2 separate regions of the Homo sapiens genome follow, and region 1 is linked to region 2. A link is a loop called in an ENCODE intact Hi-C map of the cell type or tissue named here. Cell type or tissue: adrenal gland. All regions are shown on one strand. Each heading gives the region's core, and the rest is flanking DNA. Links, peaks and the distances in the headings are about the cores only.

Region 1 (16,096 bases), core at 4,160-12,159, 45 kb after region 2:
CTTCCAGACTTTGTGTTAAATTGTGTTACAATGTCCCTTTAAATGGAGGAAACCTGATAGGACTTTAGCCTTTTACCTGATACTTTGCTTTCCAGACAGAGTGAAAGATTACCAGAAATCTGCTTGAGAGTCCATGAGGCAAGTTACCACTGGGCAGGTTATGCTAACACCTGGAGAGGATGAAGGTACCTCTTTACTAGAGCAACGCATATCCCATGACATTGACTCACGGAAGCCTGAGTTTCTTGATACCTCCCTCCCTGTAGGTTCAAAAGCCCCAGAAATCATCATCTAGCTCAGCAAAGCATACTATCAACATTCCTACTTCTAGAAAGCAGAGAATGGAATACTGGGCACATAACCATCAATCAGGAAGCCAAGATATGCAAAGAAAGGGGAACCAGCAGAGAACACAAGCTGGGGGAGTCAAAGTGCTACCATGTGCAGGTGACATCTGTAAAAGATACTAAGATCCGAGGAAAGAATAATCCAAACAACCAAAATGGCTCTTACCAGCTACTACCATTAATGCAGATGTGGGAGAGGAGGAGGGAGAGGAAGAAGGAAGGGGGAACAGCTAAGCGTTGTCAAAGAGGAAAAGAGGAAGACATGTCTGGCATTCAGTAACATCAGATCAGAAAAGAGCACCGTCTTGAGCTTTTACCCATGTTCCATAAGTCACTGCTAGCTGGCCCTGAGCTTGATCATATCATTAACTTCTTGATTTCCAAATCTCTAAGATGAAATGAAAACAACTGATATTTGAAAAGAAATTAATGACATGAAAGCTTAGAGATCCTCTTACGTTTACTGGGTCTCATTTTGTTTTTGTTTTTTTTTTAAAGAAAAATGTAATGACACCAAAATAAAGAAAGGGACAAATCTGGCTTCCTGGTTCACATGTTCAACCGTCCTTATCCTCCTCCTCCTCCTCCTCCTCTTCCCATCCCCCTTGTCCTCCTCCTCCTCCATCCTATTCACCCAAACTCAAACTCTGAAACAGCTCTTTTCCCTAAAGAGCTCAGCCTGTTGGAAAGAAAGTCTGGGTACTATCCATGCAGGTAAGAAGTAATCAGGATGACAAGGTGGGAGAAAAAAAGAACAGCGTGGAAAGTCAGAGTCCCATTGGCTTCTGCCTGTCCTGACTGGCAAAAGCAGAAAGCAAAGCCTCAAACCAGTTCTCTGACAGGGCCCAACGCCTCTGCAGCACCCCCCGCGTAATTACACACTTGAGTGACTGGACTCTGAAGAAAATTGAAGGCCTGAGCTCCGAACAGCTGCCATTTTCTCTCTCCATCACACCAGCGTGATTACTTGAGAAATGAACAGCCCTGGCTCAAAGCTACTCCAGAATTCTCAGAGGAAATATGGCTCCGTGTTCCAATAATGAGATTCTTAAGGCAAGCGTTACTTACAATCACTCCGCAAAAGGAGCGAGCTGAGCCCCTATATCTTACAAATTAGAATTTAAGAAACCCAGCGACAGTCTTGGACAATCATTACTCTTCCGCTGCTCCAAGGATTCTAGGCTTTGGTCTATTTTTAGTGCAGAAAACTGTTAAGTTCTTAAAAACGTAATCACAATAAAAAGAAAAACTCACCATAATTAGCTTCCTATAAAGGCAAATTCCACCCCATTCTAGGTCCAAACTGACAGATTCTCCTACCCTCCTCATCATTACCCTTTTCTGACAGAAAGTCTTGGCTTTATCCAAATGAGATTTAACAATCCTTTCATTAAATTAAAAAAAACATCTAAATAGTCTTTCTTCCTTCTTTTGACTGACAAAAAAAATTAGCAAGCTGCCATAGATTGTATCATTTCTTAGCTGAAACCTGTCACTTGGGGGAAGTTGAAGTATTACATTGTACTAACATATATATTTTTCCCTCTCAACTGCATCTTTCTCGTTTCCCTACCATCTAGCTATTCTAGGGTAGCAAAGGCAATGAACTCTCCCTATAATTACATATTTTTTAAAGTGGCTATTCTAAAAAATGTGATACGCTTTAGAGTTAACCAGCTAGGCATATAACTGAATGAGTGGCACTCTTGTTAATCAGAGGTGTATGGTAGATAGTTTCCCTTCATTCTGAAGAAATAAAAAATAGCATGAAGATGTATGTTTTTTTCCTCCATGAAAAAATGATGTAATTAACTTACCAAGAATCCCAATTCCACAAAGAGACAAAAAGAAAACTCTAGGAGTGAAAAGGCACTACAGTCCCCAAAAAGACAGGCATGCAGCAGCAAGGCAAATGCTCAGGACCATGGGGTGAGGGACTCTAGGAGTAGTCCTACTGTACTAATTCCTACAACTAACTCAACCAGAATGAGCTAGGAGTGAAGGACTTGCAAGTCATCTTTAAAAATCCTTCAGCCCACAAAAATTCCACCCACTGGCTGAATGCACATTAGCTCTCATCAAACTTACCAGGCTCACTCCCTATTCCTACTTCCTACTAATTCTTATTTTACTAAGTTATAGGGAAAAAAATCATACATTTACTACCAATACAATAATCCGAGCTTAGATTTTCAATATAAATAAAAAGGGACCAATGAAGATGCAGAATACATTTAAATTTCTCTGGTCAGAGAGGGGGAGTGCTGGATTTCTATTTATTTTTTTTCAAGTTTGACATGAGAGCCATTGCTTGTATCTATGGAACAAGAGTTAAAATTAGAATATATTGGCTAAATAAGATGAAATTTTAAAGCTGCTGTCATGATGACCACAGGAATGGTGAAGCACGAGGCATTTCTAAACAGAGTTAGGAGGTATAAGTTCCTGTGAATGAGTATATGCATAATGGCCAGAAGAGTCATTTTCTCACTAAAGCAGGTTCCTTCAGACCAAGGACAAAGGTAGATGTGAGAAACTGTTAATCCACAGCTCAAGCCCCATTCATCCCATAATTATAAAAGGCAGTAGTTTTTTTTCTCTGGCCATAGCCATCAAAAGGAAAAAAATACTTTTTGCATATCATTGACGGTCTTTACAAGTTCTGAAAAATGGTACTCACAATAAGCATTGTGACCAGAAGATTCTTCTTGGTGACTTGAGCGTGAGAGAAGATGTAGTTCAGTACAGTGTTCATGTCACTTTTATTCTCTTCTCGGAGGGCGAATACACATTTGTCATAGTGACCTGCACACCATGAAAAGAACTGGTTCTCACCCATGTATAAATGTTCACATTTACATGCTATTTGTTTTGTACTGTCTATAATTTATGAGACGAGCAGTGAGAAGAAACATCATAAGGATTTTCTTGGATGGATTTGTACAGAAACTGGCAATGTGATTTAGTAAAAGGAACACTGGACTAGGAGTCAGGCAATTTGGATATAAGATCTGGGTTCAAGGCCTAGTTCTATTAGCAATTTACTGTGTGCTCCTGGGAAAATCATTTTACCTCTCTGGGCCTCAATTTCATTAAATTTTTTAAAAATTGGGGAGGTGGGTGTACCTTAAAGACTGAAAGATTGGGAATAACTCAAACCCCAGTCTTACTCTAAACTCTCTCATGATTTCTTTAGACGAGAAATTTCTGTTTAAAAAGAAATGTAAATATCATTAAACTTGATGATCTTTAAGGTCTCCCCCAGAGCTTGAGATTCTGATTCCATGTTTGACTTGCAGAAAATAGTTGACCCTAATCAGTAGGAACAGTTTTAGCTCAAAAAATAAAACCACACCAAACTTAGCAATATCCATGAGAAGTGTGACTGCTACCCCTGGAATCAACATTTTCTTCTGTTAGTCCTTGAAACAGCTAAGCAATGCCTAGGAACGCCAAATCCAACCCAAGGTATAGATCAAGGAGAACCTTGCATTAAGTCAAAAGGTCTGTAGGGAGACTAAAGTTATGCATATTTTCACTTGCCTTCCCTAAGGCCACCAGGGGCAGGTTAGTTCTGAGTAGGAAAGCTATGTTTTACAACAGAAGCATAAGCCTCTGGTACACTGTAGTGATATCTGCCATGGGATATAAGTAATATTCAGTTCTTTAGAAAACAGCTTACCTCAGAATTAAATTTCCAAGTAAAGAGGAATTAGTGTTTGAATATTCTCAAGGGTCAGAATTTTATGAAATCATGAAAACAGTAAAGGATTATCACCTCAGTTCAGATTCCACGTTAAGTTACAAACCAGAACAGTGACGTTCAAACTGCATTATCATGGTTTCCTAGAACACTGAGTACACTGGACCAGTGTAACCAGGCTTTTAATTATTCTAAATATTAGAGATTGACATAAGCAATTTTTTTCCAAATAAAATTATATTTGAAAAACAATGGACTACAATATCGAGAGAGCTGCCAATTTCATAAAAGACACATTTAGACCAAAAGGGAAGCTGTTTAAAAATTAGCTGTTCTGCATTAATATTTTTCTCTACCAAGACTTAGCTTTGAAGTGACAACACAAATAAACTTTGGCAATAGGACCAGGGGAAATAAAAAGAACACATTTACCCGGGGTGAGGGGAGACATTAACAGAAAGAAAGCAATGATACTTTCTTGTTTTTTTTTTTTTTACTTTGAAGATCCTGCATACCAAGACACTCTTTTTTAAAAACACTTAATTGGCTGGGTGCGGTGGCTCACCCTTGTAATCCCAGCACTTTGGGCAGCCAAGGCGGGTGGATCACTTGAGGTCAGACATTTGAGACCAGGCTGGCCAACAGGGTGAAACCCCATCTCTACTAAAAATACAAAAATTAGCCAGGCATGGTGGTACACACCTATAATCCCAGCTACACAGCAGGCTGAGGCAGAAGAATTGCTTGAACCCAGGAGGCAGAAGTTGCAGTGAGCAGAGATTGCACCACTGCACTCCAGCTTGGGTGTCAGAGTGAGACTTCATCTCAACAAAAAAAGAACACACACCAAACAAAAAACAAAACAAAACAGTTTAATTATGAAATATATATACAGAAGAATATATAGAATATATGGTATCAGTTGAAATAAACACCCATGTGTTATTTTAAAGCCATTACATTTTAATAGAACATCTCTAGTATCTTTGAAGACCCCTGCGTACCCCTCCTCAGAAACAACTACTAAGCTGAATTTTATGTTAATTATTCTTTTGTTTTTCTTAACTTTTATCACCAATGTATGTATAGCTTAATTTTCCTGGTTTTTGAACCTGAAAAAAATGGAATCACTGTACCATTTCTTTTCCTTAACATTGTATTTTTGAGATTCATCCTTTTGTTCAGTGTATGCCTTGGTGCATCCATTTTCACTGCTGCATAGTAATCCATGGTAGGAATATACCAGACTTCAATGATCCACTCTACCTATGTATATTTAGATTGTTTCTTGTCTTTTTTAAGATTATGAACAGTGCTGTCACAAATACTCCTGTATATGTATCCTAGTAAACATGTGTAATAGTTTCTCTAAAGTATATTTTCTAGGAGTAAAATTACTAGGTTAAAGAATACAAATAAGTTCAACTTTATTAGGTACTGACCAACTGTTACCAAAGTGGTATATACCAATTTGTACTTCCATGTACAGAAGCAATGAAGATGATGATGTGACTTTTAAATTTTTGCCACTCTCATTGTGGTTTTGGTTTATATGCCTCTAATTACAAATGGGATTGAGCATCTTTGTGTAAGTTTATAAATTATTTGTACTTCTTCTTCTGTAAAATATCTTTCTATATCTTTTGCCCATTTCTCTATTAGGATGTCTTTAACTTGATGATTCATACCAATTCTCTAGATACTTCTAATTATTTTTTAGGTATATATTTTGTAAATATCTTCTCACACTTTGTAGCTTATATTTTCAGTCTCTTTTTTTGGAGACTGTGTCCTGCTCTGTCAACGGGGCTGGAGTGCAGTGATGCAATCACAGCTCACTACAGCCTCGACCTCCCCAGGCTCAGGCAATCCTCCAACCTGAGCCTCCCAAGAAGCTAGGACTACAGGCACATAACACTACACCTGGCTAATTTTTGTATTTTTTTAGAGACGGGGTCTTGCTATGTTGCCCAGGCTGGTCTCGAACTCCTGGGCTCAAGCAATCTGCCGGCCTTGGCCTCCGAAAGTGCTAGGATTACAGGCTTTTCAGACTCCTTATGACGTATTTTGATGAACAGAAGTTCTTGAGTGGAGTTTAAGTAATCAATCTTTTCTTTTGTAGTTTGTACTTGCTGTGTCTTATACAACAAAATCTTCCTATCCTGAGGTTATAACGATATTCTCCTAACCATTTAACAGCTTCACCTCTTTAGTACATATTTAAGTCTTTATCGGGAATTGATTTTTGTGTATAGGCATAAGATAGGGATTCCATTTCTTTCTTTCCTCTTTTTTTTTTTTTAAATGAATAACCCATTGTGCTGGTATCATTTATTGAAAAAAAAAAAATCTATCCTTTCCCCATGATCTACAATGCCTCCTCTATCATAAAATAAGTTTTCATATATGGCTGGATCTGTTTCTGGGTCATTAAGTTCCACTGATCTATAAATCTATCTCTACACCTATCTCACAATTTCTTAATTAATATGGCTTTATATTAAATCTTGATATCTGATTAGGCAAATCTTTTCACCTTGTATTTCTTTGGAAGTATCTTGGTTATTGTGAGACTTGTCTTTTATGGAAATTTTATAATTAGCATTACAAATACACTAACAGAATTTTTATTGAAATGTCAATCTACAGATGAATTTAGGAAGAATCGGCACCTAATAGTGTACATTCCAATTTAAGACCTTGATAATTTATTTAAATCTTCTTTACTATTATAATATTCTTGATTATAATTTTCCTCAAAAGAGGCTTGCACATTTTTTGTTAGATTTACTCCTTAGTATTTCATGTTTTGGGTTGCTATTTTATCAACTAATTAATTAATTATTTAGAGACAGGGTCTTGCTCTGTTGCCTGGGCTGAGTGCAGTGGTACAATCATAGCTCACTGCACCCTTGAATCCCTGGGCTCAGGCAATCCTCTTGTTTCAGCCTCTTGAGTAGGTAGGACTATAGGCATGTGCCATCATGCCTGGCTAATTGTTTTTAATTTTTTGTAGAGATGGGGTCTCACTATATTGCCAAGGCTGGTCTCAAACTCCTGGCCTCAAGCAATCCTCCTGTCCTGGCCTCCCAAAGTGCTAAGATGACAAGCATGAGCCACTACATCTAGCCTGCTATTTTAATTTTTTTTTTCCTGAACTGCTTTTCTAAACAATTGCTCTACTGTAAACAAATACTGTTGAATTTTGTATGTTGACTTTTGTATTTAGCAATCATGTTAGATTTTAAATAATTTAATAATCAATCTGTGAATCCTTTGAGGCTTTCTAAAGAGACACCCTATCATATTTAATAATGGCAGATATATTGCTTTATTACTTTCTAGCTCTTATACCCTTTAATTCTTTTCCTTGTCTTACTGCACTGGCTAGGACATCCACTATAAAGCTGAATAGAAGTAGTGACAGCAGGCATCCTTGTCTTATTCCTAATCTTAAAGATAATGTTTTCAACGTTTTACCATAATGCATGATGTATCCTGCAGATTTTTTTGTGGGTCCCTTTTACAAGATTTTAAAAGTTCCATTTCACTCCTAGTTTCCAAGAGTTTGTCATGAATGGATGTTAAATTCTGTCAAATGCTCCCTCTCCACACCCTGTTATCTTGAGATAATGAGCATGTTTTTCCTCCTTTCATCTATTTCATGATAAATTATATTAATTGACTTTCTCCAAACTGATCAACCTTGAATGCGTGGGATAAAGCCAACTTGGTTGTTATGTATTATTTTGTATGTTATTGGATGCGGTTTGCTGATATCTACATGAGGATTTTTGCTGGTCATGAGTGGCATAGGCTGCTTTTAAAGGAAGTGAAAAGGAGCAGATAAAGGAAAATGTTTCAAATTTCAGATAATGTTTCAAATTCTGTGATGTTTCACTGCCATCTTGTGGCAGGAAGCAATGTCAGCAGTAAACAGCTTTAAAATTTTAGCCAAGGTTATTTCACACTTAAGAGACAATTTATCATTTAGTGAAGCTCTTCAGAGAAAGCCAGGGATAAAGTCTACCTAAATGATATACTAAAAAGTATTGGAAAACCTGAACTTGCTCTTCCTAGATGCCTCTGGTTCAATTCATGGATTAGCTGCCAAGAATCAAGCTCTTCAGATATGGGTTTCTCAATTTCAGCCTGTGATGACTCAACCAACTTACACTACACAAGGTCAAAAAGATATCAACAGGAATGGTAATCTCTATTAGAAAAATTACTTCAGCCCTTTCTCAGAAGCACACTGGATTCCTAATTTCATCAAGCTGTGTTTCGTTGTTCTTTCTTTAGAGCTAGTGGATATAGAGGTTTAGTTTTTAAGGGAGTAGTGATAGGAGACTGTTTATTAATGGGAAGTGTTGTTGACAGGAGGGGGCTTAGCTCTTACACAGTCCTATAGGGATAGTTTGGGTTGGTTATCAGAATCAAGGCTTTCTTAGCTAGAGAGTCCTCAGGAAGAGGCTTACCATTCTGGAATTGTGTCTCTACTCGCAGGTACTGCCGGAGCAGATCCATCACCACAGCCTTCATGTGGCCTCGGATGCCACTTCGGTACCTAGGCAAATAGAAAGTCTCCACTGAAAAACCTGACAATCCAACACTATTAAGCAATAAACCCAAAGGCCAAATTTACCTCCACGACATTCCACTGAACTGCTTTCCCTCTGAATAAAGAACAGCCTAAAATGAACTACAAAATTAACTTAAATTCTAAGCCTAAAAGAAATCTCACTATAGACAAGACCTTTTTTAATAAAGAAGACAACAAAATCCTGCATAGCCCCACCTACCAACACCTTGATTCAGTTCCTACTGCTAAGTAGAAATTATTACCATACTCTTGAAATGGCTGAGATATCTGAAAAATTTATAAGTATCTTAAAGTTAAAAGTGTTCTGTGAGGCCGGTTGCCTTAGCTCACATCTGCAATCCCAGAACTTTGGGAGGCCAAGGCAGGAGGATCACTTGAGTCTAGGAGCTCCAGACCAGCCTAGGCAATATGGCAAAACCTCTTATCTACAAAAAATACAAAAAAATTAGCCAAGCATGGTAGCATGTGACTGTAGTCCCAGCTACTCAAGAGGCTGAGGTGGGAGGATTGCTTGAGCCTGGGAGGCAGAGGTTGCAGTGAGCTGAGATTGTGCTACTGTACTACAACCTGGATGACAGTGTGAGACCCTGTCTCCAAAAAAAATAAATAAATAAATAAATAAATAAATATGCTCTGTGAATATCCCTTTAGTATTAATAGCAACAACCACAATTACTTTTGCACCAACCTAATATAATAGGCTCCATAAGCTAAGAAGAAAAAATGTCATACTGGGCCCTGTGACAGAAGAAAAATTAGGAGCTTCATCAAAATGGCAAGGAAAAAGAAAACAACAAAATTTCTGTGCCTTATTAATTGACAGGCTGGACGCAGTGGCTCATGCCTGTAATCCCAACAGTTTGGGAGGCCGAGGCGGGTGGGTCATTTGAGCCCAAGAGTTTGAGATGAGCCTGGGCAACATGGCAAAACCCCAGCTCTTCTAAAAATACAAAAATTAGCTGGATGTGGTGGTGCACAGCTATAGTCCCAGCTATTCAGAGGGGTTGAAACAGGAGGATCACCTGAGCCTCAGGAGGTTGAGGCTGCAATGAGCCATGATTGAGCCACTGCACTCCAGTCGGGGCAACAGAGTGAGATCCTGTCTCAAAAAATAATAATAATAATAAATAATTGACAGAAAAAAATGTAGAATATTAAGAAGTCAGAAATATTGAGCATGAGAGTTAGCTCACAATTCTAAGATATTTAGAAAAGACAAGGTACTTTCTAAGATATAAGATGCTTTCCAATTTCTTGAAGTCAAATCTGAGGTAAATTTTTTTGTGACCACTTGAAAGAAAGGAAGACATGAGTATGGACAGGTCTGGGAATCTGGAGTTACAAGTTACTACCTCTGTACCAGCTGAACAATGCTCTGAGTATTCATAAAGAAGACTTCCCGTTCAGATTTCCGGTTCAATGTAGCTGCATGGCTATCTAGGATGTTTGCAATCTAAGGTATAAAAAAGGGAAAAAAATGAGGCCCAACCCAACAAAATGCCCCAAAGCATCAGCCTCTATAGCACGACCAGTAGGAATCTTCTTCTTATAACATGGCAGTTCCTATCTCACATGTTGGCAGCAGCTGGAAGTTACCAGGCGTAGTCTATATAGAGAATCACGCTACATAAGCAAGCAGATTTCATCCCTTGTCACCCTTTCCCAGATGAATTAATGACTACATTACAAAAACTATCATCTTACCAATATCTGTTCAAGGTCAAGATCCAAACATCACTCCCCACTTATCTACCTATATTCCCTACACATACATCTGCTTTATGGGTAAAGAGTAAAGATGCTGCCAAGGTAGTAAGAATGTCTCTGAAAATAAAACTACCAATAGGCCATGTGTGGTGGCTCACACCTGTAACCTCAGCACTTTGGGAGGCCAAGGAGGGAGGATAGCTTGAGCCCATGAGTTCAATACCAACCTGGGCAACATAACGAGACCCCCATCTCTATAAAAATTTTTTAAAAATTAGCTGGGCATAGTGGTGCACATCTGTAGTCCCAGCTACCTGGGAGACTGAGGTGGGATGAGCCATTGGGCCTATGGGGTCAAGGCTACAGCGAGCCATGACCGCACCACTGCACTCCAGCCTTGGCGACAGAGCAAGACCCTGTCTCAAAAATAAATAAATAAATAAATAAACAGCTGGGCACGGTGGCTCACGCCTGTAATCCCAGCACTTTGGGAGGCCGAGGTGGGCGGATCACGAGGTCAGGAGATCGAGACCATCCTGGCCAACATGGTGAAACCCGTGACTACTAAAAATGCAAAAATTAGCTGGCATGGCAGCGTGTGAATGTAATCCCAGCTACTCAGGAGGCTGAGGCAGGAGAATTGCTTGAACTCGGGAGGCAGGGGTTGCAGTGAGCCGAGATCAGCCACTGCACTCCAGCCTGGTGACAGAGCTAGACTCCATCTCTAAATCAATGAGTGAATGAATGAATCAATCAATCAACTAATATCACTCTATTTTCAATTCATGAAAATACCTCTAATTAGGGAATAGCCCCAGGAACAAAGCTATAAGGTATACATGATCCAAGTGTGCTTTTCTCATAACTACAGATACTTATCCTTCACATACAGTACTTTCACTGTTGGGTTTGTACCCTGAGGCAGTTTTGTGAGGAATACAATGCTTAAAAGTATACAAGCACAACATCCAAAAAGTAAGGAGGATCCAAATAGGAAGGAATCCTACAACATAAACTCTGGCATTGGTAGCCAGAAAAAAATATAGTGTTATCCTATAAATACCTGCTGGCTGGGAAACTGACAGAGGACTGATGTGATGTTGCTAGCATACTGAGCCATTTCCTTCTTGATAGACTTCTCCACATTGGGGGGAATGCGGCCAGACACACTGGTCATAATATCTTGCAATTCTAGGAGAGGCAGGGAGGGATCTCTGAGGGTTTTCATCAATCGCTCTACCCAGTCTTTTACCTAGAAAGAAAGCATTGGTAAAATAGGACCCAAGTTAACACAATCCCCCAAATAAAAAGATATATAGTTGTCATTCTGTATACGTGGGAAATTGGTTCCAGAACCACCACTCATATATGAAAATCTGCACATACTTGAGCCCTACGGAACCCATGTATAGAAATAGTTGTGGGTTCCATATCTCATCAATACTGTAATTTTGATCCATGTTTGGCTGAAAAAATCCACATATAAGTGGACCCACACAGTTCAAACCTGTATTGTTCAAGAGTCAACTATATCTGAATTCACTATCATATACTACTTCTTTTCAATAAAAATTTATATAATTTTCAATAGATATGGGGTCTTGCTATGTTGATCAGGCTGGTCTCAAACTCCTGGCCTCAAGCGATCTTTCCATCTCAGCTTCCCAAAGTGGTGAGATTACAGGCGTGAGCCAACTATCATAGAGTACTTTGAAATTGCAACGTAAGCATCTAACATTGCCCCTATTCTCCAGTTTAAAAAGGACTAATCACGGGCGGGCACAGTGGCTCACGCCTATAATCCCAGCACTTTGGGAGGCCGAGGCGGGCAGATCACAAAGTCAGGAGTTCAAGACCAGTCTGGCCAACGTGGTGAAACCCCACCTCTACTAAAAAAAAAAAAAAAAAATTAGCCGCGCCTGGTGGCACGTGCCTACAATCCCCACTACTCAGGAGGTTGAGGCAGGAGAATCACTTGAACCCAGGAGGTGGAGGTTGCAGTCAGCTGAGTTTGTGCCATTGCACTCCAGCCTGGGCAACAGAGCAAGACTCCGTCTCGAGGAAAAAAAAAAAGGAGTAATCACAATTAAATGTGAAGTCCATGACAAGGATAAGAAACATGGATTTAAAGACCTCAAGTCCCACAACTGAAGGTGAAAGAGTTCTAGGCCAAACAGCTTTCTTTTCCTCCCTCTTAAACAATCATTATGAGACTTGGAACTATTTTGGAGAATAGGTATCCCATTTGTACATCCCTTCCCCAGGAGACGTGATACATACCTTGCTGCTAAAGAAAGGATCTGGAAGGCAGTATCCATTCATTACATTGACCAGATTATCCAGGACATAATGGAACACTCGATGGAGTTTCTCGCCTCTGAGTGCCGTGCTCTGGATCCGTGGCAGACTACCTGTGTGAAGTTCAGCCTGTCAACCCCAACAAGAGATCAAGTCATCTACTACTTTTGATCTAAGGTACAAACACACCACTGCACTTAAGAGTTATCATTCAAAATCGAGACATCATACCCAGCTACCAGGAGGGAAGTCAATAGAGGAAACATCATAAGGAAATTACAGAATCTTAGTACTACAGTAACTCTTGCAAACTCTAGTTCCATAATACTACAGGCACAAATACAAGGCATAAGATTAATAGGGGACAAAGCTAAAGAAAACACTGGCAAACCAAGCATTGAAATCACTTGCCTCTCCAAACCACCAAGTTCTTTAGCTCTTAGAGAGCAATATTCGGAGCACCTTCCTACTCACCTGCTGAACCTTGCTGGGGTTGTCCAGTTGCATTTTGGCTAGTACACAGCCAGGGTCAAGAGCTGCTCCAGGTCGCTTGACGTAATGGATACAGCCAGACTCCACAGCTGTTAAGGTCATTACCATCTTCATTACCTATAGTGAAAAATAAACTAGACTCAGATTTATCTCTCTTTACACAGATGAGTGCTTAAAAGAACTAAAATTTTTCCCTTAGCATCTAAGTTGGACCACACCTAATTTGACCAAGAAAAAATGGGAATTTACCATCATCTCCTAGGGACTATCAAGGCAAGCAATTAGAAAATCTCTCAGTACCTCACTTTAGGAATTAATAACAGTTATTGACATTTCTCCTTTCTAACTTTTACAACCATTTTGGCATAATTTGTGATTATATTTGTTTTGTACTTAGAAAGTAAGGAACAATTTAATATCCTCATACCAGTGAATCCAATCTAAGACAACCAGGCCAAAACCTAAGGATCATTCTTCACTCCTCTTTCTCCCTTACCTACCAATTACCAACCCAGCCAGACATATCTTCTAAACCTTTCTCAAAAATCTTCCTCTCTTGCCAACTCTTCGGTTTACGCCTTCTTCATTTCTGGCCCAAAGTACTTCAAAGACCCCCTAAGAGATCTCCCTACTTGCTACATACCTCCCTCAAGGTCACGAAAAGCAATCTTCCTAGACCCCAAATCTCATCATACTACTTTTCCACTTAAATCTTTCAGAGATTACCTGCTGCCTCCAGGATAGTGAAAACTTACTAGTATGGTTTATAAGATCCTTCATAACCTCACATTCAAGATCTCACATTACTTCTTTAGCACCTTTGCTTGTCCCTCCCCATTAAACCTTAGTCTATTCTCAAGCCACACCAACACATACTTGCAGTTCCCTAAATACACTGTGCTGTCTTGCTTCTGTCTTTGTACATGCTATTCCTTCAACTTTAAGCACTCTTCCCTGCCCTTCTTCACCTGCTCTATCACTATCTGTCTTTCAAAACTAAGATCAAATGTCTCTTCTTTCAGAATATCTTCCCATACAAGCTTAGCTTGATTTGGGTTAGGTGACCCTCTGCACTCTATGCTTAGCTCTCTTAAAATTAATCACATGACATTTCTTGTCTGTTTTGTGCCCCACCTCCATGTATTTTCTCTGGATAGCCAGCAGTTAGGACACCTAACATTCAACAAGTGCTATTGCCTAGTATCTATTTTTAGAACTAGAGATTCCTCATTTGCCTATGTGTTTTAAAAATCTTAAGGTTCGCACTTCTAATTAAGCCAACTGATGTTTCTTTTTCATTCTTATTTCCAATCTGTTACCTTTTTTTTTAATTTTTTAGAAATAGGGTCTTGATTTGTGACGCAGGCCACAAATTGTACCACTCCAGTACAGTGGTACAATCTCCATTCACTGCTGCCTTGAATTCCTGGGCTCAAGGGATCCTCCCGCCTTAGACACCAGAGTGGCTGGGTCTACAGGCATGTGCCACTGTACGCCGCTAATTTTTTAATTTTTCATAGAGATGGGGTCTCACCATCTTGCCCAGGCTAGTCTCGAACTCCTGGGCTCAAGCGATCTTCCTGCCTCAGCCTCCCAAAGTGGTAGGATTACAGGCACAAGCCACTGTGCCCAGCCTCCTTTCTGTAACTTTTCAGTCCTAGTCCATCCCAGCCGACCCTTTTCCTACCTTCCCCTCCCATGATCCCACAGTCCTTTCACCACCCTGACCTCAATCTCAGCATAGCACTGGCCGGCAAACACATGACCTCCATCTTCTACAATGTACTGGATTAACTTCCCAGCAGAAGGTGAGCGCATCACCGATGGGTCATTTTCCTTCTCAAACACACAGGTTTTATTGCCAATTGTGATGCGATATCTAGGAGACAAGTGGAAGTATGTAAGCTAAGAAAGCACCTCAGGATGTAAAGGAGAATGGTAGAGAATGTCAACCTTCAAAGAAAAAAAATCCTGAAAACTTTATTATACACACACACAGACATATTCACTGCATATTTGTTTACAATGTCAATTAACATAAATTTCCTTCAATAAGGATCAGATTAAATATAGTATAATCATATAATGGAATACCACATGACTATTAAAAATAACAGGTACCACCATTTAAAAAAACACACACAAAGATATTGATGACGTAATAGCTAACATTTCTTGAAGCCTAGCTATGTTGTGGCAATGTTCTACACATTTTCAACATGTTAATTTATTTCATTCTCATAACACCATAACTGGTGTTGAACATTTGTGAATTTCTTTTTTTTTTGATACGGAGTTTTGCTCTTGTTGCCCAGACTGGAGTGCAATGGCGTGATCTCGGCTCACCGCAACCTCCACCTCCCAGGTTCACGTGATTCTCCTGCCTCTGCCTCCCAAGTAGCTGGGACTACAGGCATAAGCCACCACATCTGGTTAATTTTGTATTTTTAGTAGAGACAGGGTTTCACCACATTGGCCACACCGGTCTTGAACTCCCAGCCTCAGGTGATCCACCTGCCTCGGCCTCCCAAAGTGCTGGGATTACAGGCGTGAGCCACCGCGCCCAGCCACATTTGTGAATGTATTTAAAGAAAAACAGTATGTACATGAGTGTAACTTGTATATGCATATAAAATTTCTACTCAAATATGTAAGAAACTTTTAACAATGGTTACTTATAAAAAGGGGAACTTATTTTTCATTGTCCACATACACTGGAGTGGTAGGGAGACATGTTTTTAATTATAAACACTTTAATACTCTTGATATTTTTGTTAAGTGCATGTACTATTTTTTTTTTTTTTAACTACAAATGAGTACCAAGAAAAGCCTGGGAAAATCCCAAGAGCTAGTAGCTAATAAGAGAAAAGGCTAACAGGATGACCAGCAAATGGACCTCAAACAGCCACTTACCTATCCACTTCCTCTTTCATATACGTAGTATAA
Region 2 (16,096 bases), core at 4,052-12,051:
CTCTCTCTCTGTTTTTAACTGCTCACTTCTCATAGGATAGATTTCTCTAGCCACCTCACTAGGAATCAAAGCACAAAATGAAAGGTCATTCTGACTACTGTCCAAACTGAGATTTTTAAAAATTCATCTTCAAAAGACTGAAAAATATATTTTCCTGACTCTATTCCTGGATTTAAAAGGATATAGATAAAAACAAGAGACACATAATCTCTCCCTGGCACCCAAAGCACGGAATAGACTGAAACCCTTGTTTATGTATACTGGAGCAGGTTCATCCTTTAATCAGAAGAAATGCAATTCTTGAATTCAGGCCAAAGCCATAAAATATCCTAGTTCTTCAAAAATGTGAACAATGGTGAACCAACCTAATTTCAGTATCATAGTAAAGAGCCCAAATATTTAGAAACCAACGTAGTAAAAAAGATTAAAAGGGAATTCTCTGTTTCACAGAATTAGTGTACTGACTCACTTTCTATTTTTACATTCTCAGTTTTCCTACCTGAAAACGGGTTTAAATTTGCCACTTTGCTCTTGTATAATATATGACACCCTGAAATCTTTGAAGGAAAGGGAACAACATAATAGATAACACAATAAATATGATAAAAACAGAAACAGAACACAATAGATAAATATGATAGACACTGATGATGGTAGTGCTCATGCCACTATACTATGTTGAAATTTTCCTTCTTTAACATAGAAGTTGGTGACATAAATCCAACAATTCTCTTTTCCTCACTTGCCAATGAGTAGTTTAATTATGGTGAAAACGGAAAGGACGCATCAGACCAGAGATTAGATTGCTGAAATAACCCACGAGCCCTCTAAAAAAAGAGCCTAAATTGCAGAATAACCTCTGGAGTCAGGTTCACTTGGCATCTGTTAGTGCTTACCAATACATGACAAATGGTTAAGGGTTTTATAACATCCATGATAGAGAACATAGGCAAATCTTATAAGGCAGATGAAGTTTTTCAAATTCATACAATCATTTAATCTTATAGAGGATAATCCCACCAGGTGAACCAATGGGATTTGTGAGTGTGGGTCTTCTATAACAAGGACGAGTGTCTTATCTGTAGGACCAAATCAAAACTCTGAGGAGCCTGTTTGAGTATTGTACCTGTGCTGTCCTGGAGTCAGTCACTTCCTTGTATAGGCTGATATCCAAGTAATAGCCAGACTCGTTTGTCAGGAAGAGGCGGATGGGAATTGCTTTTCCAGTTGGCGTCAGGCGAATGTTGATTTTCAGTTCTGCCTGGAGGACGCGCAATTTCCACAGGCGACTTCCATACCGCATTACCATGCTCCGCACGGATTCCTCAATCTGACACAGACACATCACCAAGCACAAAACTTAAATATCTTCTAACTAAGACCTGTTTCAGGTCTGCTCATATTTGAGAAAGAAGGGGTAAAAAAAAAAAGAGGTTGGTTTGTGGAGATGCACACCTTACAAAAAGTGGTCAGATAGTTTCTCCCCAAACTATTCTTTCTTGGAACAAGTCAGGGACAATTTCATGCTGGCCTGGCATTTGAGTGGTTTTCTCTCGATAATAACACCCAAATCTCTGCAACTCCTTCCCCTTTCCCAATTATATTCATATTCTATATCAAAGATCTGCAGTATCTAAAATTACAAGCCATGGGATTTAAGAGGAAGCCCCAAATAAGAATAAAATCTCTAGTTAAATAGCTATTAAGTAGCATTTATATGCATGGTAACTATGTTTCACTGCACTTACAGGACTTTAAATCAACACAGCAATTACCACCATGAGCTTTTTTTCATACAGTTTTATTAAACTTTATAATATATGTCTCTTGGTAAATTGCACAAATTAAAGAAAGGCAATTTGTAGGTGGTGCTAGAACATTCTCTCTAAACAGAGCTCTGAAGCTTGGCCACTGCTAAGTCCACCTAGGATTTAATAAGATGGGGCAGATGTTCCCACATTTCTCTAAGTTTATACCAAGGCAGCTTAATGCTCTTAGTTTTTAGGGGTAGGACAGTTATTTTAACTAAATGGCCTTAGACATGATTTCTTGTTATTTACATGCTAAAGCAAAACTTTTTTTCCCCAACATGGCTGCACAGAACATAATGCAGCTAGAACATGCTATTCGAACTTAATGTATCCTTAAATGAAGTATCTTTCTAAAATGCTTCCTCAACTTCTTAGAAAATCTCAAGAATATCTTACATTCCCTTTCTCTTGTGGTTCTTTAGTAGCATGTGCCACCCTTGCAGTTTGTTTCTGCACCACAAAATTTTAAGTTAGAATGAATTTCAGGGAGTTAACCTCTCTATTATCATACTTGCTTGTTAACCAAGAGATATTTACCCATTCTTTTCTTGAGGGAACAAAAGCCAACAATCTTTATGTACAGAAAATTGGCAGCTATCTATCATTAGAAAAGCAGAGCCAGTGTATATGGGTGGTTAGAATGAAAGCAGAGGCTGATCTGAAAAACTCAGAGAAAAGGTAAGCCAAATCTAAAAAAAAATACAGCTGTACAGTGTCCATGCCATGTTTTAAGTTTCCCAGCTTATTAGTCCCAGAATGCTTAGGAGAAGTTTTGCTTAAACTAGATGATGAGATTTGAGTCAAATGAGTAGCCCTGTCCTTGGCGTTCCTTACAAACTAAAGCAACCCATCATTAGCTTGGAATTTTTAAGGGAAAAAGGTAGAAAACTACTTCTCAGATCTCAGATACTAAGTTCAAGAAGCAAAAGTCTACCAGGCATGATGACTCATGCCTGTAATCCCAGCACTTTGGGAGTCTGAGGCAGGAGGATCGCTTGAGGCCAGGAGTTCAAGACTAGCCTGGGCAACATAGCAAGACCCTGTTTCTGTAAGAAAAAAAAGAAAAAGAAAAAAAAAAAAGCAGCAGCAGCAGCAAAAATTCATGCCTACAGCTGATCTTGAAAAAGGGAGATACTGGTTCTCCTATCCAAATTCCACAGTATCATGATAGAAAGAGTTAGAAGGGGCCAGGCACGGTGGCTCACACCTGTAATCCCAGCACTTTGGGAGGCTGAGGCAGGCAGATTACTTGAGGTCAGGAGTTGGAGACCAGCCTGACTAACATGGTGAAACCCCGTTTCTACTAAAAATACAAAAATTAGCCGGGCGTGGTGGCACATGCCTATAGTCCCTGCTACTCGGGGAGGCTGAAGCATGACAGTCTCTTGAACCTGGGAGGTGGAGGTTGCAATGAGCTGAGATGGTGCCACTGCTTCAGCCTGGGCAACAGAGCGAGACTCTGTCTCAACAAAAAAAAAAAGAAAGAAAGAAAGCGTTAGAGGGAGCAGAAACAGAGAGCAGCCTGTCTTTATTACACTTGGGATAAAAGGTCAAGTACAAAATCACCTTGTTTTTCTTCCTTAAATTATATAGAATGCATTTCAGAATAGACCCTCAGGGAAGAAAATATACATAATACATGAGAAATTCCTTATCAGCCAAATTCTCTCCCTGTGGAAAAACACTAAAGAGAGATAGGTTAGACACTTTGAGAAGGTGCATTATCTCACTAAGGCCACCAGGTGATTAACATTTAGTGCACAGAAGCAGTAATTTAGCCAAAATGCTTAGTAACAGTAAAATTAATAATTCCAGATGAGAAATAGTAGGGAATAATACAAAACAGGACCACTATTATGGCAAATATAAAATAGGTACCAACAAAAGAAAATGTTTTCATGTTTTTGTACTGCTTATAAGTGACCAGCAAGCTAACACCAAAACCTTCAGTTTTGAGAACTGTTTTTTCAATGGCTATATCAAATTTTTGACACTGTCCCAGAAACTCAATCTTATAAACATTCTATAAACTTTACAGATTAAGGGCTCAACAGCCTGAACAAGGAGTACCTGTTTCCAAGTCCAAGTGAGATAAATATGAATGAACTTCTGTGCTTATGCTTGCTAGTGCTGGGAGAGAAGCTAAGGAGAAATGTACCTTTGATGGGTCCATGATAACCGTGGGCACAAAGTTGAGGAAGATGTGGTTACAGTCAGTGCGGACATTTGTATTGTTAAAAGCAACTTCCAACTCATCCATGGCTTCCAGGAGTAGCCGCTCCCCTTCATTTTGCAGATATTCAAAAGAAGCTTCCTATACAGGAAGAAAATAATCAACATTAATGTAGTTTAAAAGAGGCAATAAAGAAATGGCTATTATAATCACTTAAGCAGCAGTATATCATGAATCATAAGGCACTTGGTGAAGAGATTGTTTATCTTTCTCCCTAGAGTCAGTCCAGTAACCACAGGGAGCAGGGGCAGGAAAGGGCCAGATAAAGAGTCCATGTCAGCCCTTCCTCCTTACTTTTAGTGCATCATTCCCTTCCAAGAGGTAGAAATACTGGGCATCCCCATAGCTGTAAGTTCAATAGGATGATATTTCACATATGCCAAACAGAGCTATTTAGAAAGGAAAAGCTGAAGAAAGGGTACGGCTATGGGATATAATAATAATGAACACATCAGGAAGTGCCTTGCTATATACAGACACTACCCATACTTCTAGACAGGTGTACAATGGGATCACCTCTTTCCTAACTTATCTCCTTATGCTCTACCATCACCCAATTCTTCCTGTGATTTTTCTGTTTGTATGCTTTTTCTTTTCTTGAGTGTTATTATGCTTCTGCTACCAAGAAAAATCAAATTAAAGTGGAAAAAGAGCCTTCATTTTTTATTTTTTTTCAGATGCACTTTCTGCTTTGTAAAAAAAAAAAAGCCTTTATTATATGAAATATTTACTTTTGTAAACATTGAAATAGAACAAGAACCTTGATTCAAAAAATGAAAACCTGATCTTTTTTTTATGTTCTCTCTCAGCAGAAGCATAATACCTAATTTTGAATCATATCTATTATTCTGTCCCTTCCCTCAGGGATAACATCCCATTAAAGTACAGCACCCACCTTGGTGACCAGATCAGAATGCCTGATGATTGCACGAACAAAGAACCTGTAGTCTGTCACTTCTGTGCCCACTTCCACCTTGGCTGCCCCGAGATACAGGTGCATCTTGTGATTAGCACATGGAATGGCAGTGAGGTCAAAATTTCTCATCCGGTTCAGCTCTAACTGGAAAGCCAGAGCAGGCTCCAGATGACGATAGATACGATCCTCCTCAAACTGAGTACAAGAATCAGAGAAAAAACAGCTCACAAGAGGCAGTTACAAAATTATACTATGAATGTGAATGTAAAAGAGATGCCTGAAAATAGAAACATAAGCTATGATGTGCTAATGAGCAACAAAAATGAGCTACATTCAAGGCTAATGCTACAGCTTACATAAGATTAGGCACTAAAGTACCTATTATATAGGTACTTTATAGGATGATATTCCTAAACTTTCATCATTTATGATTTTACAAGTGGTGATGATATACATGAAAAACAAACAAAAAATCCTCAATTTCCTTAGAACTCCTACAACATTTAATGTCTTTATATAATTCATTTTTATATTAATTACAGGCTGCTTCACATTAATATCTACTTCACATGCCAATGTTTTGAGCTTACCCAACTAATCTAAAAATTTTCTCACTTATGATAAGTACAAAGGACATAATAAATACTCAACAAAGAAACATCATACAATTTTTTAATTAAAGAGATATTTGGCTTTGGAACACTATATCCATAGATATATAATTACTTATATATGTTTTTTAAAAGTTGTATTAGTATATAACTTTACTGTATTTACTGTATATGTACTGTATGTTTCAGTGAAACTAAAGTATTTTTCTGGAATACATGTCAATTGAGTGAATGGAGAGAGAGAGTCAAATATATAAGCCGGTAACAGGAAGAAAGCAACATGGTCTGAAGTTTTGTATTTTAAAATTGAAAAACAAATTCACATAAAGTAGAGTTGAGTATCAGTGAACTATTTGTAGATAACAAGAATGGTCCTTTAATATCACATCATTAGGATCATTCTACAGGACAAGGATGATTTGGAAAGGTATCACCTTCGTTGAGTAGCTCAATACATTTGGTTGTTTCCCAAACCAAACCCTTTCAGAAAGGAATTGGCTTTAGTTCTAAGACACATGTAAGGCAACAGGAAGCACAAGTTCAATAAGAGAAAAAAGAATGGCAAGAAGAACGTATGGCAAAGATAAGCCGCTCTTGGGCTTTTAAGAAAAAGTAATTTTTTTTTTTAAATAGGAAAGAAATCAATCCTTACCTTATCCCTTGCTCGGAATGTAAAAAATTTAGGGAATTCTCTCTGTATTAAAGAAGGGGGAAAAATGTGTCAGTAGTTCATAGACATGGCTCTTTGAGAACAAACAGTATAGAAACAGTTAAGCATTTAGAAGACAGTTTTCTAGAAAAACATGCTTCTTACCTAAGCTTAGTCCAGGAAATATATATGAATGATCCTCCGCATAACCATCACTTTGACCCCATTTCCAAATTTGAGAATCACCACATTATAAACCTAATTTTAGTATCTACCCTCTCCCAGGGGAAAAAAAATGTATGAATTTTTTAAATCTCCCAAGTGAAAAAAATTTTTTTGCTAGGTATTGCTCTTGGCACAACCCAGCAAATAAAACCAATATACCCTTGTGCCACAGTCACTGCAATAGTAGTTAATGGACTGATTTCCCAAGTTACTCTTTAAGAAACTCTTAAAATATAAACTACTCAGACAGTATAGAGTGCTCAGTCCATGATTTTCACATTTATTCTCAAGTCAATAATGTCAAGGGTTTAAATGATAACATTTGAAGATGAAGAAAAATATAAGATTCTACCTTGGTCACTACCACTATATGTATAGGAAAGAATAAGGTTAGAACTAGTGAACTTGTAATCATTAGGTCTTCCTGCTTTTTTGTAGGGCATTATACAAAAAAAAACCCAATTTACTAGAACCTTATTAATTAACAAAGATGAATTCAATTAGCAGAGTTCATTAGTTTCTGAAATTTAACTTACCAATGCCAAATACCCCTGTTTCTCGGATGGGAAGCTCTACTGGCAGTGCTGGAATCAAATCATTACTATTTGCCTCTATAGGAGGTTTCATTAGGCATCTTCTTCATTATGAGTGCAATATAATCAAACACTTATCAGTACAAGGCAGAGAGACCGGGACTAGCTGCCTACACATCCTCAATGAGCTTTAGGAAATGTGAAGGAAACATGGACTGAAAATCTTCTGGTGGCAGGTACTCTCATGTGTTGTCCTATCTGATGCTCTCAACAACCTCTAGGGGTAGATATTGTGACCCTCATCTTGCAGAAGCCTTGGCTCAAGTATATGCTCAGAATCACAGAGCTGGAAGATAAACTTGGGTCTCTCTAGTGCCAGAGCCCATGCCCTCTGATCTCTCAAGGGCAGAGTATTACCTTTCTCTTTTTATTATAATCTAAATTCCTCATTTAGAGGATTTCTCTTTGATGAGACAAAAACACAGAAATTAAGACTTTAAATTTAAAAAGCAGAAAGCAAACAAAGCAAAACTCATGCTGTAAACCTGTGGTTCTTGAATTTCCTGAAAATTTCTTGAATACGTTCCATAAGTGTTACACCTCACTCTCACCTTAACTAAAGCTTGCACAGTTAATAAATCTTTTTATCTTTTCCTTGGTATTTTAACTGTAAGACTGCATTTAAAAGGTTCCTAGGAGCTCATTTACCAACCTCAGGGAAATCCTTTTTTAAAAGCCTTTTTAAAGTGGATTTTACACAGGACTGAACTTCTCCTCAAGTTTTGTTCTAAATAATTCTCTGACACCCCCCCCACCCGTTATGAGAGTGAAGCACATAGGACTGACTTCAAGGTTAAGTAAGATGCATTCAGCTGAGGTGTCGATAAATATCATGCTCATGGTTTTATATAACCTAGTTTTGGTTTTATTCTAGTGAGGTACAGCTTTCAGAGCATTACCTAAAAAGTAACAAATGTCAAAAAAGGAAGAATGACAAAATCTTTCCATGGAACTCTCTGAAAGAAAAGTCAAGGAAAGTGATAATATGATATTTTACGCACACACTTTTCTATTCCGCCTTAACTATTATTAGCTAATTAATTAAAATGTTTGTTTAGGATGCCATTTATTTAATTATGTACATTTATAGGATCAAAACCATTTCCTTTCAAAAACAAAACAGTAATAAAAAATGCTTTCTTTTCCACTAAACCAATTAAGAAAATTTGTAGTAACTGAAAGGCATATAAAGCAGTTTGAATGGAAATGCCTTTAATACAAATAATGAAGAAACTGACTAATTCTTGGCAGAGGTGGGCAATGACTACCAATTAGAAAAACCACTTTCATTAAGGTTAGCTAAGAAAAGTTGTCATGAGATCATATAAACAACTTTTTTTTTTTAAACTTCTGAGTAAATTTGTAACTCCCCGGTAAAATCCTCAATTTAAGTATTAAACATTCAGAACAAGAGATGGCAAGAACCTCTGTGCAATGGAAAAGTGGAACTACTAAGCAATTCTTCAGTGACATGGAAGTCTGAAGACTCTTACAAAAAGTAATCTCTTTTGGCACTCAAAAACCACAGAATCACAGAAAACACAGAAAAGAAGAAATCTAAAAGTCTGATCCTACAGTTTTAGTAAATTCTTTTATCCTATCTCATCCTCATACTGCCAGTTTTTCCACTGAAAGCATTCATGCTTATTCCATCATCAATGTATTTGCTTTCCAAGTATTCTACTAGTGTCATGGGCAAATATCATAATTGAATGTACACAAAGAAAAACCCTCTTAGTATTCTGGTACCAAAAAACAAAAGAATGCAACGTTTCACAGGAAGAAATTATGCCCTTGCTGTGTTCTAATCAGCCAACCATCATCAAGACAATCAAAATAATTTGCCCAAATTAGCCAATCAAGACACCCCGCAAATCAGAGAATGTGAAAACCTGCAACAAAAAACATCATAGCTGATTATGATACTAATAATCGTGTTAAAAACCTAATGAGATGAAGAAATTGGGAGCTTGCTGGTACAATTCTCTTTTACCTCAACATGCTGAGAACTAATTATATAGACTGTAATTAAAACAAAAATCCAAACCAACCCTTCTGAAAACTAATAGTTGGTCCACTACCAAACAGAACTATCTTAAAAAAAAAAAGAAAAAAAGAACTACTAATTATGATAACTGCTCATATAGTGAGCTCTTCCTTCAAGGTCCAAATAATCCAAAACATTTCATTTTAAAGTGGGAATCACACAATAGTCATAAAACAACAACTCTCTCTCGGGAGATATGTAGACCTTTTTTTTAAATCTCATGAAATTTTACAAGAACAAAAGGTAACATTTTATTAACAGATGTAAAACTGTTTGATTTAGAATCTTATCATGGTTTTAGGACTTAATGGGGGATAAGAAGAAGTCCTGAAAATTTGTATTCCGATGTCCTTAGCCAAACTTTGCTGAAAAAAATATGGAAAGCTTAAAAAAAAAAAAGCATAATATTATATCCCAATTAGACAGCACTTTCTGCTAAATATTTTGGAATTCCAGACCTAAAATGTGAGTGAAACTAAGACAGAGTGAGTCAATAAGTTTTAACTAACAGAAAACTGTGGAGTTGCAGTTTAGATAGCTGCAGAAATTCAAGAAGCCTCTTTTCCATTCAAGACTTTGATCTTTTTTCTTTTTTTTAACATCTTGTCCATTTTTTTCTTTTATTTTTTATTTTCAGATGAACATCATGATCTACTTTATTTTTTCTTAACAAGTAGAATATATTTACAAAAAGAGACTTGTTTTTCCTCAAAGTTTCTGTTTAAATATCAAAGTTAGGCAGTTATTCAAATTCCATTATGGGCACTTGATTTAATTAGATGGTTATGGAAACAGAGTCAACTCCCAGCCTCCTTAACACTGGTGAAGACTGCTGTCACAGAAATAATCTCCATGCAGTGTCAACGGACTAGGGTGGCAACAGACACCCTAAAAATGTTTTAAAGCTGTGGGCAGCTATCTGGGACAACTGTGGCTAAACTACGAAGTATTGTAAATGCTTATAGCAATCACTGTCATCCAAATCAGTACCTAACAATATACACAGCTCTCTAGCAACCTCTACTCTGGCCCTCATTTGTCTTATTCTGGTTCTGAGGCAATTTGAAAGACCAACAACTATATAACAGCACAGCTTGCTTTATTCCACTAACCAATGTGCTTGAATCAAACTTGGTAAACTTCCTCCTCTCCTTGCTCCCTCAAGTGCAAATTCTCTCTTCCATTCAATAATATAGGGATTCCACAGCATTGGACAGGGGAGGCTGCATACATCACAGTGGATTATCAAGAAGCCAGAGAGATCAAGGGATTCATCTCTGACACTCCCAGAAAGCTTCCTCTTTTTCACAGTACACTAACTATGGGGCAAGCACAATCAGATGACATGACAGAGGCTAAATAAGCATCCTTCATGAATGTCAAGCTACCATCAGCAAAAGAACTCACAGCAGCACCACGACAGTGACCCCCAGATTTGTACAGTTTCTGCCAACGCTTCCTGGCTAGTGTAGATCCTGGATTGTATAATAGATTCTGGATGGAGTTCGGTTTAATAGTTGCCCTTGCACCTTGCAAAATCACTTATCATTTTTAAAGGGACTAACATAAAAACACCCCAACTCCTCTGCCATTCAATTCTTCAGAGCAAATGCAGTCCTCACTTAAACCTTAATGTTCTCTATGCTCTAAAGCAGCTTTTCCTACACTCATGACAAATCAAGTCACTTGATAATTTAAGTGATTTCCCACTTGATGCCACTATAAATAGGAATCAGACAATGATTGTCACGGAAGACCCCCTGCTGGCCTCATTTTCTAGCCGATTTTGCCTATACATGTCCCTATTAAACCTAGATCCAGAAATATCAGGACAGCAGAGAGAAAAAAATGTTTTAAAGCTGTTAAGTATACTCTTAATACTAGGGCATATTTATAACTATACACTATAGATTCAGAGATAAGAAAGGGTTTTTTTATGTGTTACATATATGAGAAAATGTCAGTGAGAACTAATCACTTTGGTTTGCTAAAAATTTTAGTGAACAGTTTTAGTTGATCAGTGTATTTATTATAGAAACCAGTTAGTGTGCTATAGATGTGAAGATTCCATCTAATCCATTAGCAAAAAGGAAAACAATTTTACAAATTTAGTGTTATTCCCTAGAATATGCTGTTATTCTAAAGTCGGTGATAAAAAGCACAGTAACATTTAAGAACCTAGCACAATACTCTTCTAAAATCCAGGGCCTGGCTCTGGCATGTCTACCTTAGTTCTGATCAGCATCTACCAGCCACAGTGTTTATCCATGGGCTTTCATATTCTATCCCAAAGTATCAATTTTATTCTCTAAGCTCCTGATTTTTCTTCCTAAAGCCCTAGGGTTCTTTTTAAGCTCCTCATACTTCTCCACTGACTCCGTTTCCTATCTAAAGTTATTGATTGACATATATCTACACTCTGCTTGATTTCCTGACATCAATAACACAGGGGAGTCATGCAGTCCACAACATTTCCTAAAGCATTTCAGAAAATCTTAGCTCTCTTGTTTCTCTATAGACTAGACCAACAAGGTGAACTGTATGAAGGAAAACAAAATGTCAAGTCTTGAAAACCTAATAAACAAAAAGGTAATAAAAGCAATCACACATAGGTCCTTGAGTTTAGAAAGTCCTTTCCAGAATCTCAAGTGCCATCTTCATTGTTGCAAACAAGCAAGGCTTAACAACCAAATTATCTTAATTGCTAAAACCAAACCAAACAGGCTGGGCACAGTGGCTCATGCCTGTAATCTCAGCACTTTGGGAGGCTGAGGCGGGCAGATCACCTGAGGTCAGGAGTTCGAGACCAGCCTGGCTAACATGGTGAACCCCTGTCTCTACTAAAAATACAAAAATCAGCTGGGTGTGGTGGCACATGCCTGCAATCCCAGCTACTTGGGAGGCTGAGGCAGGAGAATTGCTGCAACCCAGGAGGCGGAGGTTGCAGTGAGCTGAGATTGCGCCACTGCACTCCAGCCTGGGCGACTAAGCAAGACACTCTCTCAAAAAAAAAAAAAAGAAAGAAAAGAAAAAAAAGACTTCTTAACATCCTCTAGAATCTTAGTTAGCTACATTAGAATCAATTTTTATGAAATATTTTGATTATAATCAGTCATTTTGAAAACAACATATTGATTCCAAACTGGATTTCTGGCCTTACTGTTGTCACTGTACTGGGTATGATCATACGGGTATACCATAGTTTGGATGCCAGGCTATTAACTTAATTCTCTTTTCAATAAAAATTTTAATCTCATAAATATTAACAGTTAATTCAGTTAAATGGGAGAATAAGCAACAGAGTGTTTAATTTTTACTTATTTCCTGTTCCTACGATTAACATAAGACAAAAAATAGCAACTTGGCTCTATCAAGGCATTTTAAATAATAAATCATTGTTCTTTAGAATTGAGACTTCTCAATAAAGAATCCAAGACCACAAAATGCAACTGGCTGTCCTTGATTATTGATTCACTATAAGCACAGAAGAAATTACTAGTTAGCTTGTTTCTACCTTATTTATCTGGATAAATGCTTATGTTCATTCTTAACTATTTCTCAGAGATATATTGAGAATTCATTATAGGGTTAAAAAAAAAAAGAAGAAAACCTTTAGCTGGAACACTTGATATAAGAATTAAAAAAAATTTTTTTTTAATTAATAGAGGACTGGGTCTCATTATGTTGCCCAGGCTCATCTCAAACTTGTGGGCTCAAGCAATTTTCCTGACTCAGCCTCCCAAAGTGCTGGGATTACAGAGAACTGAATATTTATTATAATAATTTCTAAAAGAAGAAGGATCAAATATCAGTCCAGCCCTTCTAACATATATTCTGGTTAAATAATCAGTGGCAGACAAATAAAACAGTAAGTAATCTTTCATTATTGTTCATTTTACTTACATGAAATCTCCGATCCACCTCATAGTTGACCTGCTTTCTGAAATCCTTTCAAATAAAAGAGAGAAAGGAAGGAAAGACAGCAGAAGTTGGCAATTAGTAACAAAATCAAAAAGAAATTGAGTAAAAGATGATGAGTTAAACTAATGTTTTTTAAAAATGAAACTTACAGAAAAGTGGTTATTTCTCTGCATAAATCCTATTAGTAAGTATAAGATTACAATCCCATTTTTATTAAGTTGTAGCAGCAGCATAAGAAATATTAAAGAGGTACAATTCACATGTCAGTACCTTTTGTGCAACCAGGAAAGTAAGGCGCCGGATCCCATGGTCAACCAGGGTAGCTTTCTAGGAGCAAAAACATGTAAAACAGAAGATAGATGAGATTTCCATTCATTCTAAATTTTATCCCATTCGGCCCTTGTAAGGCTTTGGTGGAGTTAAACATCCTTTTTGGATATCCTTATCTTAGCTTAGTACCTTCAAACTTGCAAGTGAACAAATTTCAATCTGGCTCCTAGGACTAAGTCTTACGAAATAAATTTTATATTGATTTGGACAAAACTGAAAGAGAACTTTGTGGAGGAGAAAGGGTGATATGAAGTCAACTAAATTACCTCAGAACTGATTTACATAAAGGTAGGCCATGACACAATTTCTGCTTATAGAAATCATACTGTTGGGCATGTATTCAAATGTAAACATTAATATTGATAAAGATGCTAAATGAAATTAGGTAGAGAGAAAAGAAGGACTTTCCATAAAACATAAAACACAGGTCCTAAACTGTTTAGATTGTAGATGTTACCTACCATCAGATACAGCATCCCTAGAATTCAGTCTAACAAATTGTAACCTTTCAGTTTTGATACAACAGTCCCCCCTTACCTTACATGAAGGCATTTTTTAAAAACTCTCTCTTTTAAAATTGTTAAAAGCAATATTTAATAGGCCTTTAAATTTAGGAACTATTCATATCTCCACTAGGCATAGGCGACTAGTATATTAGAAGTCAACAGAAGGCTGGGAGTGGTGGCTCACGCCTGTAATCCCAACACTTTGTGGGGCCAAGATGGGCAGATCACTTGAGGCCGGGAGTTTGAGACCAGCCTGGCCAACATGGCAAAACCCTGTCTCTACTAAAAATAGAAAAAAATGAGCCAAGTGTGGTGGCACATTCCTGTAATCCCAGCTACTTGAGAGAATGAGGCATGAAAATCGTTTGAACCAAGGAGGCAGAGGTTGCCGAGATTGCATCACTGTACTCCAGCCTGGGTGACAGAATGAGACTGTCTCAAAAAAAAAAAAAGAAGTCAACAGACACCAGTAGTTTCAAGACAGCCACTTATACGAGTCTTGGGCATCTGGACCTAAAGCCTTCCTCTTCCCTATACTGTTCACTTGCTTCAAAAGGCAGGGACAAAGAAACAAATTAATGAATTAAGTAAAAGACATGTGTTTAGAGGTCCCCAACAAAGAAGGATTATAACAGCAAGCAGAAAAGCAACCCCACCAGTTGAATGACCTGAGAAAACATATGAATAGTACAAATAGAAAAGTAATGTGGACTTTCACAGCCTACATCCAGACTTTAGTTTGACCACATTTCTTGCTATAACTCCAACCAAGAGATATGTTTATAGGCCAGTTCTTAACATTCATGATATTATATATTTTTTAAAATTTAAATTGTCTTCCCCTTATAAGGAAGCACATTCTTGGGTTATTTCTTCCAATTTCTTCAATTCTGCGATGGCATTGCTGAGTAATAAAATTAATTTTATTAACAGCATAAACAAAAGATAACTGGAAAAATTAATTTTCTATAAGCAAATAATAAAATAATAAATTATCAGGCCAAATATAAATAAATTTTGGTTTAACTGCATTAAAAAATTATTTGTACTGCCATCACACACCTTGCTGTAAATAACCAAGTATTGACACAACAATATGAAAAAAATGTGTCGAAGGAAAGGAGGGGTTTCTCAGTGTGGCCAGGAACAGAAATACTTCTTCTGACATCAACAAAGATTCCACTACAGTCAAGTCCTTCAAAGACAAGCATCAGTAGCTATGTTCTGGCAAGGGAAGAAAATAACTTTAATAATGCCATGATTTAAAATCAAAATTGTTATTGCTTTTAAAATTCCACAAGTGGCTGACAATAACAGCAGAGCAACAGGATTCTGATTACATTGTAATAATGCAGGTCTCACAGCAAGTCCACAGCTATTACCCAGCGATTAGGCATCAGCACCTGGAGAAACTCCATTTACACTGACTGCTTCAATCTCCTCCACAAGTCATTTACAAATATATGATCCTAATTTCTATGAGAGAAAAAAAGACATGCTGGGACTAGAAGATTATTTGGACAATTTGGATCAACCTATTTGATAGTTTAATGTGTGCCTTAAAAAAAAAAACTTTTTCTAAACTGCTAGGAGCATGATCATGAAGTGAAAAACAAAACTAGTTGCCACTTTATCTTTTGTTTTTTTCTTAAATTGCTTTTCTTTCCTTTTCTTTCATATATATATATATATATATATATATATATATATATATATATATACACACACACATATATTTTAACAAGGAGATGAAAATGCCAAATGTCCCTGGATAAGCACAGTACCTGATGCAGTAAATAGCTTCTCTATGCTTAGAGTGTCAGCACAGTCTACCCTTACCTTTCTAAATAGCCTTAGGCAAAGATATTGGATTTCTCTGTGCCTTAGTTTCCACACCTAGTCAAGGAAAAGGGTAATTTCTTATTTCTCATTAATGTTACAAACATATGTAGCGAATATGAAGAAAATGCTTTTTTTTTTTTTTTAATTGAGATGGAGTCTTGTTCTGTCGCCAGGCTGGAGTGCAGTGGTGCAATCTCGGCTCACAGCAACCTCCGCCCCCAGGTTCAAGCGATTCTCTTGCCTTAGCCACCCGAGTAGCTGGCGCTACAGGCGCCCGCCACCACACCTGGCTAATTTTTGTATTTTCAGTAGAGACGGGGTTTCACCATATTGGCCAGGCTGGTCTTGAACTCCTGACCTTGTGATCTGCCCGCCTTGGCCTCCCAAAGTGTTGGGATTACAGGCGTGAGCC

What was found. Hi-C counts contacts between places; a loop is a spot of excess contacts. Peaks named below come from ENCODE experiments on the same cell type or tissue, not always from the same donor. Only the 100,000 strongest peaks of a DNase experiment are listed, where the experiment ranks them.
Region 1: a loop joins it to region 2, with 2.2 times the contacts of the local background. A loop is called at or near these places in 2 of 110 quality-filtered maps.

What each region holds. Positions count from the first base shown.
Region 1 is chr17:37,231,948-37,248,043 of GRCh38, forward strand. It overlaps ACACA (acetyl-CoA carboxylase alpha), which reads right to left. Exons shown (of 56, transcript NM_198834.3): 18 at 16,064-16,096; 19 at 14,879-15,029; 20 at 13,133-13,267; 21 at 12,641-12,787; 22 at 11,424-11,612; 23 at 10,006-10,106; 24 at 8,529-8,617; 25 at 3,028-3,152. It overlaps SNORA90 (small nucleolar RNA, H/ACA box 90), which reads left to right and starts at 12,854; the gene lies at 12,854-13,028. In adrenal gland, for the core only: CTCF peaks have their summits at 7,971 (motif pointing left) and 8,181; no DNase peak of the experiment used is centred there; H3K27ac peaks cover 528 bases.
Region 2 is chr17:37,187,151-37,203,246 of GRCh38, forward strand. It overlaps ACACA (acetyl-CoA carboxylase alpha), which reads right to left. Exons shown (of 56, transcript NM_198834.3): 34 at 13,277-13,333; 35 at 12,989-13,033; 36 at 6,224-6,265; 37 at 4,940-5,155; 38 at 3,970-4,125; 39 at 1,127-1,330. Among named protein-coding and RNA genes, the nearest start is that of SNORA90, 50 kb to the right of the region's middle. In adrenal gland, for the core only: no CTCF peak of the experiment used is centred there; no DNase peak of the experiment used is centred there.